Linked DNA regions of Homo sapiens: region 2 is linked to region 1. Evidence: read pairs that join two places in POLR2A ChIA-PET (ENCODE). Cell type or tissue: Caco-2. All regions are shown on one strand. Each heading gives the region's core, and the rest is flanking DNA. Links, peaks and the distances in the headings are about the cores only.

Region 1 (4,508 bases), core at 288-4,287:
CCAGATCAGGGTGCAGCTGAGCCACGCTTGCAGCTGAGCCACGCTGGGACTTTGAGATCACAGTGAAGAAAAGAGAGGACCTCTGCTTTCCAAAGAGCAAACACACAAAACCACAATACCTACTACTAGCTTTCTTGCTTCTGGAAGCCCTGAGCAGATAAAAGGACAGCAGCAAAACACACTCCTAGCTTAGCTTCTCAGGAAGGCATTTAGTGCCTCAAATCTCCCTGTGAGGGAATACATAGAGAGCTACCTTCGAATGAATTACATAGATTATATATAAATAGAGTGTTTAAAAATGAAACTACATTGAAAAATACTTCAATAAAAACATGAAAGGCAAGGGCATTAAAACAATTATTATATATGTATAAAAACTTTCACCATTCAATTCATTTTGGCAGAAAATAACTGCTAAATTCAACAGCGTAGAACACAACATGGTTCAGCAGAACAGACTCATTGACCTTGGAGTTTACCATTTATCTGAAATCTAAAACTGTCCACATCAAAAAACTAGAAGTAGAATAATTATATTTAAAGAACACTGAATTGTAAGGCATTCTATGGTACTTTTCTCAAGCCTAATATTTACATAGCAGAAGGATTTTTTAAAAAGCAAAAAAAACTGAATAAACAAAATAAGCACACAATTTTAGAAATATATTTAGCTAATCATATTCCCTGATGTTCTATATGCACTAAAAAATAATCCACTAAAATTTATAACAGCTATTTAATGATGCTTATTTGACAGACTGGAACTTGAAAAACAGCTCTTGATAGCAAAATTGAGAGTATATGAGAGTGCTAAAGCTGTAACTTTAGTACAAATCAAGATAAGTGTGGTATTCTAAAGAAACTATGTTAAAGATGGCTGATTACAAGAGGGTGAGAGGTAAAGACAGAAAACAGCAACTGAAATGTGCTTTGTCTCCTCAATCACTGTTCAACCTGATTTGTATGTGTTTTGGAATGGAGGAGGAGGAGAAGGAAGGTGAACAGTAAGAACAATCAAATCTGGTGGCTTACAGTTATCCAAAGAATATTTAGGTGCATAAGCATTAGTCGTCCCTCTTTTAAGGAATGGGAAAATACTCTTAGATGCGCTTCAGACCAGATACTGTGTTTCTCCTGGGCAGTGTGCAGTAGAGGGAGGCCCTTCCCTATCACAGCATCTTCAGTAACTTGACTTTGAGAGTAACACTCCACCTACCATGAAGACAAGCCTATCAACACTGTTGATCAGTGGAGCAACAAATGCCACTGCCAAGAGCCCATGGGCTCCTCTGTCTTCATTAATGCATTCCTCTCTATAGGATTCAAGGAGAACACACTTCATAGACAATTATACACTCGGTGCAAAATTGAAGAAGTCCTGTGGGGCCACAGAAACCAAGATGAGTAATGGCTTGGAAAGGGTCTCCTCCTCAACAAGCTATGCAGGATATAGGCAACATTATAATTATTCTATAACTTAGTATTTTCCACTTATAAATTTCCTTAGTACTCTGATCATGGTGACTATCTAAATGAAAACAAAAGGCCAGGTACGGTGGCTCACGCTTGTAATACCGCACTTTGGGAGGCCAAGGCAGGCAGATCACTTAAGGCCAGGAGTTTGAGACCAGCCTTGCCAACGTGGTGAAACCCCATCTCTACTAAAAATACAAAAATTAGCTTGGCACAGTGCTGCACACCTGTAATCCCAGCTACCTGGGAGGCTGAGGCACGAGAATCGCTTGAATCCAGGAGGCAAAGATTGCAGTGAGCGGAGATCGTGCCACTGAACTCCAGCGTAGGTGAGAGAGTGAGACTCTGTCTCAATAAATAAATAAATAAATAAATAAATAAATAAATAAATAACACAAAACACATACATACTCAAAGGAAGATAAGTAATTCAGGTTAATCTGAATGCAGCCCTACTGCCTAGTCTGTGCCTCCATAAGGAGGATGTGGCTATCACTTGGACTTCTATCACCAGTACAGATCCACCTTAATGTCCAATGGGCATTAAGTGAGGAACTCAATAAAGTACAAAGAAGTAACATGATGCATGTTAGCTATATTATTACTGTCATTTAATCCTGGTTCTCAATATAAACATACACTCACTAGCAAAATGGCAAAGAGAAGTGGGCATGAGAAAGGACTGGAAAGAAAAGCATCAATGGCATGTTGCTTATTTTACTAAATACAAACAATGGGATTCCTCTACTGATCCAGTATTTTTCCAGCAATGGACCTGGCTTCTATGTTGGACTAAAATAGCCTCTGAAGTCTAAATTTGTAAAATAATGTTTATAAAAACAACATAATAATAAAGTGATTATAGCTTCATCAGCCAAATATGATTTTTACATATAATATCAGCTGTATAGCATACTTTAGTAAAGTACTCCCCCTCCACCCCCTCCCCACCTGAGACTTAGCCACAGTGAAGTCAGGAATGCATTAGGCAGCCAAATGGAAACTACCCGGTGATAAGCGGCTGAGTGACAGCCAGGTCAGCTCTGCCACACCTTGGTGCTAGAGGATAAATTACATCTGACACTGATGTACTCCTTCAACAAGAAGACTTGCTTTAAGGTTCTGATTAGGAAAAATGAGTTAGTCTGCTAATTTCAGTGAATCAAAGTTGTCTATTATAAGACAGAGTTGTTTGTTTAGATATGTTTTATACTATATAAAAGTATAAACAACAATTTTTAAAATGTACAGTTTATACTTTACAGAGCTTAATTTCTGCTCCAAATTTTGTTATCCAGAGCCACTATTTGTGGTATATTATCATACTGTAACAAATTGCCTGTCTGACTTGAAAGTTGTGTGGCCCAAGAAAAGCTCTTACAGTAACCACTCTGTGTAACTGACTTCCACTGAACAACTTCCTGGATTAACCACTGCTCATAATTTCCCTGCAAACCATGCTGACAAATACCCAATGGCACTAGCAGTCTAGTGGGTGATCCCTAGGTGCCATACATACTTTCTGTTCCTGCCAGCTGGACCTCATGCTGACAAAGAGTGAGCTGTTTATACCAATTGACTTGCTATTTTAATTATGAAATTTAATCATGAAAGCTGATGAAATATGAGTACAAAAGATAAACGTTGTTCCTATTAAAAACTAAGGCTTTATACAAACTTAATAAAGGCAAGTCATTAAAAAGAAAGCTGTTGGATTAAATGTGGGCAGGACAGCTATGAAAAAATGAGAAAAAATTTATGAAATCTAAGATTTTGTACTCAGATTATGTTGTTAGTCTCTATGTTTTTATTCTTATGGTTTAGCCTATTAACACAATTAAGAATTTAAAAGAGTAGAATCATTGTCAAAGAAAAGCCCTTGGTCTCACAAGAGTTTGGCAAACATATTCTTATATGTGTTAATGATAATAAAACAGTTTGAATGTATACTTTTTAACAATTCCCTGCTTGAGTTGATATTTTCAATTCACTAGTTCCAATTATGCTGGGTAAAAGGGTATTTTCCATGCTTCAAGTTAGTAACTACTGGATTAGTGGGTATTAGATTTATGAGGTTATTATGAACAAACAGGATTAATCTGGAATCTAGGCATTCACATTTTTATTCCAGACTTTTGAAAGATAAAATACTTTAAGATTCTCCATCTCTTTAACCTAGCAGAGATCAGAGAACAGTGATTAAGAACATGACTCTGTTCAGACAGCCTGGCTCCAACATTTACTAGCTCCATGAGAGTCTTATCACTTAAGCTCCAGTTTTCTCAACTGGAAAATAAGGTTAACAATAGTACCTACCTTCCTGGGCATCAAGAGATTGAAATGAGAAAATGTGGCATAGCAAATGCCTAGTACAGTGCCTGGTACACAGTAAGTACCCAAAATGTTCATTATTATAATAATATTATTATACTGCCTAATAGGAAAAAAGTACCCATTATTACATAAATTAGATTATAACTAATATGTTTCAGTGTCAGTTTTGGGTGGAGGCCATTTTGCCTCCACCTATCGACAGCTCAGACACACCTGCAGAAAATTTGCACAGGTACAGTAAAGCAGGGGTTCTCAGCTAGGGGTTAGTTTACCTCTTAAGAGACATTTGGCAATGCCTGAAGACATTTTAGGCTGTCACAACTAGAGGGAGGAGGAAAACCTACTGGCATTAATAGTGTGGAAGCCAGGGATGCTGCTAAGCATCCTACATCCTACAATACACAGGACAGCCCCCTACTCCACGCTACCCCAACAAAGAATCATCGCACCCCCAAATGCCAAGTTGGCAAGAATGAGAAACCTTGTACCTTAAAGGACAGTGTAACAGAGATGTAATTTCTAAAATATAAACTTCAGAAAATTATTCTGAGAAGATAAATGTTTAAAAATGACATCAGGGTATGCAATACATATTGATTCCAAGACCCACGCTATAGATATGTAGGAATGAGACATGGATGTTTAGTCACGAGACAAGATTGTTTCCGTCAACAAGCCTTCTGGAATGGGACCTATCATGT
Region 2 (4,238 bases), core at 239-4,238, 1.4 Mb after region 1:
TCTTCAAACTATACACTTAAAACAGGTGAGTTTTTAGTAGTAGTAGTGATGTTTGGATACCTGTAACTTTATCTCCATTAGAAATGTCAGATATTTTAATATCATCAGTTAGTTTTTGCAGGTATCTTGAAATATTATTCATGTTCCTCACTACTGGGATAGTTTTGCAGATTCATGTTCCTCACTACTGAGATAGTCATTTAGCCTGTGCACTAGACCTTGCTTTTGATGCCTTCATAAAGCATAGATCAGAAAAAAGGTGAGTTGTTGTATGTAAATTACACCTCAATAAAGTTGATTGATACAAAGAGAAACAAAATCACCAGAAATCCCACCACCAAGAGATAACCACTACCATTTTGGGGTTTTTATGCTGCCAGGGCATTCATCCCCACCCCGCCACCCCCGCACATGCTGTGTTACACTGTGTTCTGGGGTTTTTTTTCTCTCTGTCTACGATATATTATAAAAACCTTTCCACACCAGTACACAGAATGCTGCATCTGTATTTTTACAGTGGTAGAATACAGCATTATGTCAACAAAACATGTTTACTTCACCAATTTGTTGTGTTGGAAAATTAAGATGTTTCCAATTTTTCACTCTTAAAAACACTACCATGAATATCCTTGTAACTAAATATTTGAGCATATCCTTAATGATTGCCATAGAATAAATTTCTTCCAGTAAAATTACTGGGTCACAGGCATTCACGTTTTTAAGGAATTTGATGTATCTTTCAAAATTGCCCTACCTAAAAACTCTATCAATTTAGGTGCCCATTAGCCATCTCTTTGTCTCTACTGTAGACTCTCAATGTGTAGACTCAGCATTGTGACTCTCCACGGGAGCAGACACAAGGTAAGTCCCAGTAACTGACATATCCTGAGATCCCACAACTTTAGAAGCTATTGAAACCTTTCAAAGTCAGTCCCAGCCCTAACTTTAAATGAAATTCAAGACCCATAAAGGTTCAGGGGTCTGAAAGCACTCCTACTGCTCCTACTGAGCACATCCAGGATTCTGACTCCGGACTCAGGCCAGAAACCACCACACAGCTTGCTAACGGAACACTGAGTCAAAGGACCAGCAAAGACCTCCTGCCATCTCAGGCTTAGAGATTCCCTAGTCTCTACACCCCCTTAATCTGTTTGAACCAAGCCTTGCTCCAGAGCAGCCGGGCAAAGGAGCCAGGGATCTCAGGAGTCACACACACTGTTGACGTCTCAGCACAACTCCGGTTGGTTGCATTTTATTTCAATCCTTGGCTCTGCTGCACGTGGCCTTGGGATGGTTATTTAACCTAAGGCTCAATTTCCTCAACAAAAAAATGGAGTTGGTAATTGTACCTAGCTCACAGAGTTTTAGTAGGATGGCATGAGGTAATACAATCAAATTCACTAGCACCACTCCTGGCCCTTAAAAGGTGCTGCTATTTGGTAAGTATTATTATCATTTGTTGGCCCCTCACACTTAGCCTCAGGCAGCAGAGAGGCCTGAAAGAGAACAACTTCCTGCCCTTACATTCTGACTTTTCTGCACTGGTGTCGCTACAGAAGGCCAGCCACCAGGCTCATTTTAGATCTGCCTAATGCCACCGATAAGCTGAGGGCTTGAAACCCCATTCTTAGGAGTGGCTTGCCCACCCCGCATGCCTCTAGGACCAAGCCTGACAAATATAGCAGAAATTACAGGCATCTGATTTAAGGCTACGTGTGTACACTTCGCCTGAGCCAAGCCCCAAGCCCTAGTCCCGCTGCTGCATCAAAGGACCAGCTCTCTTCCAGCCTCCAGGCCCAGAGTAAGCAGCAATTTGGGAGGCAGCCCCCTCTTATTTTTAGCTTTAGAAACCCGAAAAGCCAACATACCAGAGCTCACCCAAGCGTCTCTCACAAACTGTTGTTTGACTTGGGTTGAGAAAATGACAGGCTGGGTTCTGCACCAAGAAGAGAAGAAAAAAAGAGGGGGAAAAAAGGAGTTTTCTTTTCCCTCCGCTGCCAATCTCCATCCCCCTCAACTCCTCCCCTAGGCCTGGGTGGACCCTGCCTGGGTAATAGTTCCCTGCTATATTTAAAAACCACAGATGTGTTTGGTGGAGACTTAATTTCGGAATTGCAGGCAGCGTCTCCTGAGGACAAGGGGAAAGCCGGTGCCGCGCGCCCGCCTGCTGCCTGGAGCTCCCAACTCGGCGGAATCCAGGTCAGGACGCGCCGCCGTTTTGACGTGCTGCCGGCCGGGAGGCGCGGGCGCCAGGCTCCAACGACTAGGGTGGGTGGCCGCGGGGCAGGGGTTGGATCTGAATTCGTCCCTCGGGGGCTCTGGATGCGGGATGCGGGATGCGGGATGCGGGCTCGACTTCCTCGCTGCTGGTCGAGGAGCGTTCTGAGAGTCTCCCCTCCGCGCGCGAGGATAAATATGCGCGGCTTGTCAGTCAGTGCGGCGCTGTCTCCCAGCTGATAGGGTGACGTTCCGTTTGGAGGCTTGGAGATTGGCTTTTTGATTTGGCTTCTTCCGGCAGCTTAATGGGCAAAGCTCTCCGCTCGCCCAGAAACCAGCCTCTCCGCGCGTCCCCTCTGCGCGCGGCGAGGCCGAGACGTCTCCCGCGGTGACAGCGTGCAAGGCGGAGACCCGGCGCGCTCCCAGCCCAGGGAAAGCCCAGGCGACGCGACCGCAAGCCCGAGCCCAGGTCCCTCGGAGCCGCCAGGGCGCGCCGGGCTGCTTGCCTTCCTGCCCCTTCCTGCAGGAATCCCCCGCCGCCCGCGGCCGGGACTCCGGGCCTCTCCCGGGCGTAGATTCCAGTCACCGCTCTGGGTCGGGGTTTCCCTCTTTCTGAAATCCGTGCGGAAGGACCCCTCCCGGGGCCCCTCGCCCTGGCCCCAGACACCCTCCCTCCCAGACCCCGCGCTCCAGATGCGCTGCCCCGCAGCTCCCTGACAGCTGCGAGCCCACGAACCCCGGCGGGAGGGCGGCGGCGGCGGACTGACATGCCCCGGACGCGGCTGCGGCCGGCGGGCAGCCCGCGGGGGCGATGAGCCGCTGCGACCGGTGAGGCGCCGGGCGGCGGGGGCATCGCGTACCTTCCTCACCCCCCTCCCTTGCCCACTCCGCTCGGGAGGCCGAGAGGAAACGGTGAGTAATGGGGTGAGCCTCCTGCCCTTCCCCCTTAGCGGGCAGCCGAGACATGGGAGGTAGAGGTTGGGGGGCTTGGGATGCCCCTAAGAGGATCCCTGATTGTGAGTAACGGGGTTAAGTTATTTCTCAAGATCATTCATATGAACCGCCTTCCTGTGGATTTAGTGCCAGGAGAAGTGGGGTGAGGGTGCCCCGGAAAGTGTACATTGTGTATGCAGTGTTGGGGGGGCAGATCTGGCAGAGTGGGTGTCTACAGGAGGGTGCCGCCGGGTGGGGAGGGGCAGAGAGAGATGCCTGGGCAGGTGGGTACAGTTGGATCGTGAGCATGCTGGGTTGGTAGCGGGTGCTGTTTGGGGAGACTGACTGCTGTGTTGTGTGTGCTGGATGCATGTCGGCATATGTGTGCCACCTGGGCCAGGGCGTGTTGTGCTTCTGGTGCTGTGAGTGTCCGCCGGGTTTGGGGGCTAGCAGGGAAGCGCGTTATCCACTCGGCGCGCGCCCGCGTGCACATACGCACGCACGCGCTCACCCCAATCTCGGGACTCCACCGCCGCGGGTCGGGAGCTGCAGCCCCAGAGCACCCACCGCTGGGGCCAAGGGGGCGAGGGAGAAGGAGGGTTTCTCCAGTGCTGCACTCTCCAGCCCCTGGTGGTCTGCGTGATCCGGGACTCGGTGGAGAGAATCGAAATATATAACTAACCCTCCCCCGATCCCCCAACACACACGCGCGCGCGGACACACACACACACACACACACACACACACACACACACACAGTCAAAGCCCTGATTCAGAGGCTAGCGCTGCTGCTCCTACAGGCCCTGGCTGACCTGCCCAGAGGACCCGAGCCACTGGGAAAGATGATGAAAGCAATTTGCTCCGGGGAAAAAAGCAGTTCTTCGTCTTAATTCATTGTATTTTATTTTTAACGGTGTGGTAGTGGTGGTGGTGGCGGGGTGGGGTTAAATAGAAGAAATGCCTTTAATGCAGTACCATAAATTTACCCGCTCATCGCAGCTTCCTTCTCTCTCTCTCTCTCTCTCCCCCCGCCCCCCGCTTCTCTTCTCTTCTCTCCTCCTTTCCTCTCTCTCTCTCTCTCTCTTTCT

The links. ChIA-PET counts read pairs that join two places held together with the same protein. Peaks named below come from ENCODE experiments on the same cell type or tissue, not always from the same donor. Only the 100,000 strongest peaks of a DNase experiment are listed, where the experiment ranks them.
Region 2: POLR2A ChIA-PET joins it to region 1 with 6 read pairs; 1 of 35 experiments calls an interaction of 5 or more read pairs at or near these places.

The regions. Positions count from the first base shown.
Region 1 is chr14:71,590,547-71,595,054 of GRCh38, reverse strand. The region is part of intron 5 of SIPA1L1 (signal induced proliferation associated 1 like 1); the gene reads right to left. Among named protein-coding and RNA genes, the nearest start is that of SNORD56B, 190 kb to the right of the region's middle. In Caco-2, for the core only: no CTCF peak of the experiment used is centred there; a DNase peak (open chromatin) is centred at 2,484.
Region 2 is chr14:70,187,270-70,191,507 of GRCh38, reverse strand. It overlaps SLC8A3 (solute carrier family 8 member A3), which reads left to right and starts at 2,557. Exons shown (of 7, transcript NM_182932.3): 1 at 2,557-3,129. It also overlaps the pseudogene LOC646548. RefSeq lists silencers at 2,583-2,912, 2,983-3,122. In Caco-2, for the core only: no CTCF peak of the experiment used is centred there; no DNase peak of the experiment used is centred there; H3K4me3 peaks cover 689 bases; H3K27me3 peaks cover 264 bases.